2 separate regions of the Homo sapiens genome follow, and region 2 is linked to region 1. A link is an interaction called in ENCODE POLR2A ChIA-PET data of the cell type or tissue named here. Cell type or tissue: B cell. All regions are shown on one strand. Links, peaks and the distances in the headings refer to the core of each region. The heading gives the core; the rest is flanking DNA. Region 1 has its middle 30 kb from the start of SELENOT. Region 2 overlaps MED12L (mediator complex subunit 12L).

Region 1 (4,401 bases), core at 170-4,169:
CCACTAGCCACTTAAAGCCCCAAAAGTAGTTCTTTGGCTTTTTTCTCTAATCAAAAGAAGAAAAGAGCTAATAAGAGATATTTCCCTTTGTTGGTTTGTTATCCTTGACAATCTTTCCCACTAAAACGTTTGTTACCTTGAATTTAGCCTTTTATTTCATTATTGGAATGAAAAGCTTCCTCTGTTTGTTTTAAGCATAAATATGGAAAAACTACTCACAGAGGCAAGGAAGACTGCTTGAAATGACACTAAGCCTCCTTAACAGCTTTCAGCCTTTCAGAGTGGCTAGGAAACAAGCACTGCCCTCTCCCCGTCTGGGGACCGATTAGGATAAGACTCTTCCACCCCAGGCCCCAGCTAGCGGTGGTGGTTAAGAACAGGACCATTACAGGACCCAAAGAGGCCACTCTGCATGAGCCTGGAGAGTAAAACCCCGGTTGAGAACAACTGCCTTAACCATATTCATTCAGTCAGTCAACGTATGGAACCACAATTTTAGCCTTCCTCAAGACTGTTTTCAGCATGTTTCTCATTACTTTGTACGGTATTTAACTGCTTTTCTGGTACCGTAACTTTGTGTATTATTTTAAAACTCATTATCTTCATTTTCCATATAATCTTCCCACATGCATTTTCTGGATACAAAGCTCCGGAAACACATCTTCTTCTGTTACTGCAATAATCCTTTTTTTTTTTTTTTTGAGACGGAGTCTTGCCCTGTCGCCCAGGCTGGAGTGCAATGGCACGATCTCGGCTCACTGCAAGCTCTGCCTCCTGGGTTCATGCCATTCTCCTGCCTCAGCCTCCTGAGTAGCTGGGACTACAGGCGCCTGCCACCACGTCCGGCTAATTTTTTGTATTTTTGGTAGAGACGGGGTTTCACCGTGTTAGCCAGGATGGTCTCGATCTCCTGACCTCATGATCCGCCTGCCTCGGCCTCCCAAAGTGCTGGGATTACAGGCGTGAGCCACTGTGCCTGGCTTATGTTACTGCAATAATCCTTAAGCAGAAGGCTGTACTACACATTATCTAGAAAACTTATACAAATTTGAAGAAGATGACTCTATAATGATCACCTTATTTCTTAAGATGCTGTCCACACATACACACACACATTCCTCCACGCATTCCTCCAAACCCATGGGGAATAAGATGCCGGGGTTACACGCAGCCTCAGGAGAAACAAATTTCCCGAGCATCCATTTTGCTTAAAGATTTAGGGAGTTAAGAACAATAAAACAACATTTTTATATTAAACCCAGCAATGAACAATTTGAAATAAAATGATTTTTGGCATGAATTTTAAAATGAGACATCAACAAAATTGTGTTTTGCAATGGGCCACATTAGGCCATGGTCCCAGGCAGGCCAGTGCTTCAGCAAAGTTGAGATCTAGTTGAACACAGCATTTCACCAAATTAAAATGGCAAGAGCGTTGAGAGAACATGTGATCCAAACTGCACCTGAGAAGCAGGTGTGCTGTTTTTTTTTTTTTTTTTTTTGAGATGGAGTCTTGCTCTGTCGCCCAGGCTGGAGTGCAGTGGCACGATCTTGGCTCACTGCAACCTCTGCCTCCTGGTTCAAGCGATTCTCCTGCCTCAGCCTCAGCTGGGACTACAAGGCATGCGCTCCCACGCCTGGCTAATTTTTGTATTTTTAGTAGAGATGGGGTTTCACCTTGTTGGCCAGGCTGGTCTCGAACTCCTGACCTCAGGTGATCCACCCACCTCAGCCTCCCAAAGTGCTGGGATTACAGACGTGAGCCACTGAGCCCGGCCAGGTGTGCTGTTTTTAAACTTACCTTACACGTGAGGTAGCCATCTTGCCTGGGACACATAGCTAGTAATCTCTGTGTGTTTTCAATTCTCATCATGTAATCAGTGAATAGGATGAGTCGTCTGAAGAACTGCAATTTATAAACCTGCTTTCGGGGAAGGATCTTTCCAAGTGGGGAAATAGATCCAGTCAATCTGAAACCTGAATTTCATTATATTAGGATAAGAAATTATTATGTAAACTTGCCTTCCTCTGATGTATCTTGCACACACATACACCTGCCTTTTTTAGTTTATTTGAAAAATTTCAGCCCATCTTAGCTAAAGCGTAAATGTGAAGTGAAATTGAGATTAAATTTGTAAAATTGCCTTGTTACTGTCTTCTCTCTTCCCACCTAATTTCTGACAAAGTCCTCTGCTGTTATTCTGCTTTCCCCAAGCCCCGCCAAGGGTGTAGGGTTTGTTTGGTTTTGTTTCGTTGCCATAAGCTATATAACCAGGGCAAGACATTTAACCTCTCTTGGCCTTTTTTTTAATTTGAAAATTCAAGTACTGAAGTAGATCTCAACACCAAATTTCTATACATCTGTATAAAACACAATTTTACTGGAAGAATCACATTTATGAGTCACCTGTTGCTTATATACACTATGTATTTTAATATATTAAAAAATAATTTTATTCCTAGATTTTATGAGCTGTTAAAAGACAAAATTCAGCAGCATTTTCTAATACTATTTTTTAAAACGTTTAGGGAAAAATGTCAATGGCACACTTTCTTTCAAACAGATCTGCTCTTAGCAACTCCAGAGTAACAAAGGAGCTGTAATGGTTTTTTTCCTCTTGTAAGAGTTGTTAGTACACAAAACAGATGAGTATGGCCAGTGGCCCAAGGGAGTGTTGGTAGCAACCTCCCGAGGCCTTAATATTTTTGTTTCTTAACCAAGCAATCAAGTGCTGGCTCCATCCATTCTAGACAACTCTCAAACAGGTTAAATAGCTACCTGATCTGAGCAGTACTTGATCTGAGCAGCCTATAACCACAAAGCAATAGGCTTGTCTTAAACAATTATAACCCTGAATGAGGAGGAGGTTGGGTGGAAGGGGTCAATAAAGGAAAAAGGGATTAACAGATGACAAAATGATCAGGGAGTAGATATCAAGTGAGAAAGTTCCAAGATAGGAAATGTGACACACAAGTTGGACCAGAGTACTTTTCTGGGACTTTAATCCATGCTCTCCTTCTTCCTTTCCCCTCCTCATCATCCCCCCTTCTCACCCCCTACCCCAACTCTCTTCCCTAATTATAATTTCTCTCAAGGAGAAAATGAGGCCGATTTAGAGGAGAGTTCTGATTCTCTCATTTGAATCCCTGAAGCCAATTCTACATTGGACTTTCTCAGTTACATGAACTAATTAATCCTTCTGGGGGGGTTGGTGGGGATAAAATAGTAGATTGGGTTTCCCTGGCAATTTAAACAGTTCTATTATGGTTAATTACTCTAATAAAGCTAAATATGTAAATTTTTCTCTACTCAGAATTACAAGAATTTACATAGATTTTTGCTTAATGTGAAAATCAAAATCAGTTGTCACTGTAAATTAAGGATAATGTAGGTATGCTATTGCCTGGTTTGCTCTGAGAAAATCTGGCAATTCAAACCAGTTATTTTATATTATACTCAAAGATTTAATACTTCCTTCTAAAAGAAATTCATGCAAAAGGTTGTAAAGTGATAACAAGAAAGGATGTGTTGCATTGATAAGACTGGGACAATTAAGTCAGTGTTTTCTTAGAAACATAATCTCCCTCTCATATCATTCTTTTTATCTCCTGAGCTCCCATTTTGCTGAATTTGTGTTAAGTCATTCTACACGTGACGCATCTAGGATGCATCTAGGATGAATCTTCTGCATTCTGCTCTGTGGTATGGTGCTACTCAGTGTAGACCAGCGGTCCCCAACCTTTTCTGGCACCAGGGACTGCTTTTGTGGAAGACAAATTTTCCATAAACGGACAGGGGGTTGGGGGGATGGTTTTGGGATGAAACTCAGATCATCAGGTATTAGGTTCCACCTCAGATCATCAGGTATTAGGATTCTCATAAGGAGCGCACAACCTAGATCCCTCGCAGGCACTGTTCACAATAGGATTCTGGCTCCTATGAGAATCTAATGCACTGGTCTGACAGGAGGCAAAGCTCAGGAGGTAATGCTTGCTTGCCTGACACTCACCTGCTGGTGTGCGGCTGGTTTTCTAAGAGGCCACAGACCACCACCAGTCCATGGCCCAAGGACTGGGGACTCCTGGTATACACCACAGACTAACAGTATTAGAATTATTTTGAAGCTTGTTTGAAATGCAAATTACCTGGTACCATTTCAGATCAACTAAATCAGAACCATTAGGAGTGGGATCCAGAAATTTGTCCCAGTGATTTTTAAGCACATTAAAATTTTAAAACCACTACTGTTTGTCTGCATGCTTTTTTATTTTGCTCATGCTTAACATTGGCAAAAGAAAACATTCTGTTAGTCTTATAGAATGGATGACTTTACAGCTTTCTACTGTATCTGAAACCAGTTTATATTTTTCTTCAAGATACAGTTTGGAGCTGGGTTTTTT
Region 2 (4,401 bases), core at 1-4,000, 630 kb before region 1:
CTGCCTTAGTGCCTAAGTTTCTACACCACAATTAGGCAATTCTTTTTAATGAATTAGGCCATAAAACAGTAATTCACAGCAGCTCTGTTGAAAACTGACTTATATATATAAGTAATACATGTTACAAGATATTACTCTCAAGAGACATTTTCTATAGCCTGAAACACTGGCATTATTTTATAGGATTTAGGTGGCTTTAAAAAAATGTTTTAAATTCATAGGAAAACTATTTACATCTAAGCAAGGACCGAGGCTCTCATTTGTAGCTTGCACTTTTCTGTTTTTAACAATTACCCAGATTCACAAGCTAACATTTCAGGGATAATCAATAGTGGCTTAGAATTTAGGGTGAAAAAAGAGAAAGTAACATATAACCTTGATATTGTTTCTTTCTAAAAAGAAAAGGGGATTTGTGATTAGCTACTTAAATTTGATTACATTATACACTTAAATTCCTTTTCTCATGAAGTATTTCAATGACTACCATTTCCTTAATAGCACTTCATTATTGTTATGCCTTTCTAAATGACAATGTACAATCCTTTTCACAGCCAAAGGTCAAAAAGAATAAAGAAAGCAAAAATCTCCCAGTAAGGAATACTGTCATAAGTCACATCTTCCATGAAGTGTTTAGTTGATAGTTCCTGTAAACAGTCAAAATAAACTTCACTTCAAGAATGTAAGGAGTTCTAACACGCAAGAAATGAACTCTAGAATGAGCTGCCCAGACAATTTTAAATTAGGAAAAAGTCTTTTGTACTTTACAGTATAGATGTAATTTGTCAACACTATGTATAAAGTAAATCCAAACATCCCATAAAATCCATTTTAAACCATACTGAAAACACTCCAGGACAGAATGGATTGACTTCATGTGAAGGTGGGGGTTTATAAAAGTTACAGACTCCTACAACATGCTGGGCATGACAGCATACCAATTCCTTCCCAGGAGAAGGAAGTTTTCCCTTCGTAGGACATCTACAGCACTTTTTTGCTCTGACCTTAGTCTTTCTTCTTACCAGGCAGCTAACTATTTCCTGCATGTATGCTTTATTTTTCCCTGTGCCAAGCCACCAAGTCCCAAAGCTTTCCTCCCATGGCTGGAGTTCCTTTCCACTGATATGTTCATATCACTTGCTCATCCACTCCTTCATTTACTTAAAATCTTCAAGGTACTAGAATAGGAAAGAATGTTCAAGGAAAATAAGACAGCAACCCCCATCTCTTATAGCTAACGCTAAGGTGGAAGTCAAAATTGAAACGCGATTTTTAAAAAGGACTGCACTATTATACAACTGCTTCTGTAAAAATATAATTTAAAAAATGTCTAGAGTCTAGGCAACCTGTGTTTAATGTTAAGTCCGTTCGCTCAACACTAAACTGCTTTCTATCTGGATGATACTGTAAATGTGATCCTAAAAGTCTCTTCTGTTTGAGATTTCCAGACACATGCAGTGATAGGGTTCAAATATTTCACAAATTTGTTAACATTTTGGCTTTGATAAGTTCATGTTCTCATTTTAATAGAAGATGTTGAATACCTTGGAAATTGAGGTCATGAAGGGACATCTACTTATTTAACAGAAATCAGATGAGCCTTCCTCAAAGGCACAGAGGCAGCAGCATCATTAGCATAAAGTTGCCGTAACAACGTTGTGCTGCAAACAAAAGCACTAAGGAGAAAGGGGAACTGAAAGGGGAAAGATGGCAGCAAAGCCAAGGGCACCTGTGCACACTGCCAAGTCGAATCTAAGTCAGTAGCTCAGAAACTCTTGTAACTGAGCAACCTGAAGGCACAGACAACAATTAAATGCCTCTTTGAACCAGAACTAATCAGACTTGCCCAGCGCTGATGCCCTTTGCCTGCCATCTTCAATTCTCAGGGCCGCAAGACTCTGCTCCAAGCCTTTCCATGATTCCCTGAAAAGGACCAAGAGACCCTTCCAATTTCATAGGTGTTCTGACTTTAATTTGCAGGGAGAAATTTTTTTATACAAACACAATCTTACCAATACATAAGACAGAACCAGAAATACTATACTCTTGGTGAGGCTGAGATGGGGACACCATCCGTCTCCCTGGAACCCCAGAAGGCCTATGAGGACTGCCAGAAGCCAGCCAAGAAACATTTTAAAACCTACTCAGATTCCTCCGTATAAAAAGGAATATTCTTATGATGAGCCTGCTGTATACTGCCTATTTTCTTAGAGAGAAACCCTGAATATAACTGAAAATCTGTCATCAGTGATTTGAGAGGAGATAGGGAGGATGATGGCAGTGACCGGCAAGTGGGCAGTTGAGAATAAAGACTCGAAAAGGCTCTCATGGTGTAAGACACAAATATAAGAGTAAAGAAGCAGAAGATAATGATACTCAAAAAAGAGAAATCAGTCTGTGAAACTTCTGCTTTTTAAAAAATTCTCAGAAATTCCACGTCTGTGCTGGGAAAAATAAACTCAACAGTTTTATTTTCCTGATCTCTTTAACTTTAAAAGCCAAAAGATCTACTCAGTTTCCATGATGACTATTTAAAGTCTCAGAATAGAGCATCGTACATTATATTCTATGAGTAGCTCCCCTTTGTTTATTCCGTCTTTGGCTCAACCATTATTAACTGAATACTTCCACTGTGCCAGATACTGCTCTAGGTGCTGGCGACACACAGCATAACAAGTGGTTCTGCACTGAAGAATAATCTAGCAGGCTGGAGGCAGGACATAATGGCGAGTTCTGGAAAATAGGGTGAGAGGAAGAAATCATCATGAAGATGAGAGATCAGAACAGAAATAAGGGAGACAAAGAGGGAGAAAGAGCAAATGGAGAAGATGGGTGTGTTATCTTTGAAGTGGAGGAGCAAGAGCAAGAAGGCCAGTGTGGCTACAAGAGAAGGGCAAGGCAGTGGCCACAGGAGGTACAGTCAGAGAACCAGGCAGGGCCAGCTGGTCATGTAGAGCCATGCAGGCCATGACCAAACTCTGGATGTTTTCTAAGTGTGATGAGACCACACACACACATACACACACACGCACTGGGTGGGCCTGAGCAAGGGAGTAGCAAGACTTAATTTGTGTTTTTAGAGCTCCTTCTTGCAGCTGGCTGGGGTAGGGGGCACAGGCTGGAAGGTCACAGGAGGCTCCTGCTCCCAGCATTGATTATGACAGAGCAGTTTTTAATACACAAATTAAACTGCAATTTGAGGGAAACAATTTCAGGAGAAAGAAACCCCATCAACTATAAATGAGAAAACTCTCCATACTGGGTTATGGTTATCTTAGAGATGTGCGCTTTACACAATCATAAACCAACTAATAAGCTCAGGTTTGAATTTCTGAGACAGGCCATAAGGCGTTTTCAATAAAAGCTCTTAAGCAGTTTCTTCTTTCCTAACTGACAAAATACACTCCTACTGCCCTCGTGAGAAGAGTTCAGTTCTTCCATTTAAAAGATGGCATGTCCAATAATTACTTAATTTTATGCTAAGTGAGCACAAACTCTTTTTGATGTCACAGCAAACAAGTGCTTACAAAATAATGAAATCAATTACAGCAGCTGTACTGAAGACCAACCTCAAAACACAACCTTCAAAGATTTTAGGGGAATGTGGGAGGGAACAAGGAAATACAAGTACAGAGATCTTTAAACACTGAACAATGAAATAACCCAAATGTCCAGTAACAGAAAAATGGTTATGATTCTTTTCTTCAGTGAAATGAAGTAGAACTACTCAAAAGAAAAAGGCAGAACTTTAAAAACTGAAATGGAAAAGTCACCATGATATACTGTTAAGTGGGTAGGGGAGAGGGAAGGAGTGGTGGTAAGAGATCTCAGCCTCTGTCCATCGTTATCTGCCTTTCTACAATTCCTAACATTAACTGAAGGCTGTGCCACACTTTACCCTGCACTGACTTCAACACTGCTTTGTATTGTCTCACTCTTACCACAACCCTATGGGGTAAAGAGAATTATTACCATTTAACAGATGAGTTAGGTATTTTACCAAGAGTCACAGAGCTGATAAGTGGGGGGGGTGGTACGGGAATCCAGGAATTCCAACCCTGTAGCCTGCATTCTTAATCTCTATATTACATTAATCTCTTAGAGATGAGTCCTTATTCACTGAACATGTTAAATTAATTTTTTCTTGGATTGTTTCTTTCAAATAACACTTAAAAAATTTAAAACTCCCATTTGATGTTCTGGGAAATAATTTCAAGGAAAATTAAATTAACGATAAAACACGTAAAGCTCATGATATTTTGGAAAGTTGATATGACCCAAGTTGGCATTAAACTCAAAATCAAAGAACAAAACAACTTTACAAACAAATGTTATTTAAAGGCTCAGTGACTTATGATAATTCTGTCAGCCTTCACTATGATAGCAAATTGTGAACACCACATT

What was found. Peaks named below come from ENCODE experiments on the same cell type or tissue, not always from the same donor. Only the 100,000 strongest peaks of a DNase experiment are listed, where the experiment ranks them.
Region 2: POLR2A ChIA-PET joins it to region 1 with 5 read pairs; 1 of 35 experiments calls an interaction of 5 or more read pairs at or near these places.

The regions. Positions count from the first base shown.
Region 1 is chr3:150,631,221-150,635,621 of GRCh38, reverse strand. No RefSeq gene overlaps it. Among named protein-coding and RNA genes, the nearest start is that of SELENOT, 30 kb to the right of the region's middle. RefSeq lists a silencer at 206-500. In B cell, for the core only: no CTCF peak of the experiment used is centred there; no DNase peak of the experiment used is centred there; H3K27ac peaks cover 263 bases.
Region 2 is chr3:151,263,391-151,267,791 of GRCh38, reverse strand. All of the region lies in intron 16 of MED12L (mediator complex subunit 12L), which reads right to left. All of the region lies in intron 1 of P2RY14 (purinergic receptor P2Y14), which reads left to right. Among named protein-coding and RNA genes, the nearest start is that of P2RY14, 13 kb to the left of the region's middle. In B cell, for the core only: no CTCF peak of the experiment used is centred there; a DNase peak (open chromatin) is centred at 1,691; H3K4me3 peaks cover 693 bases; H3K27ac peaks cover 3,188 bases.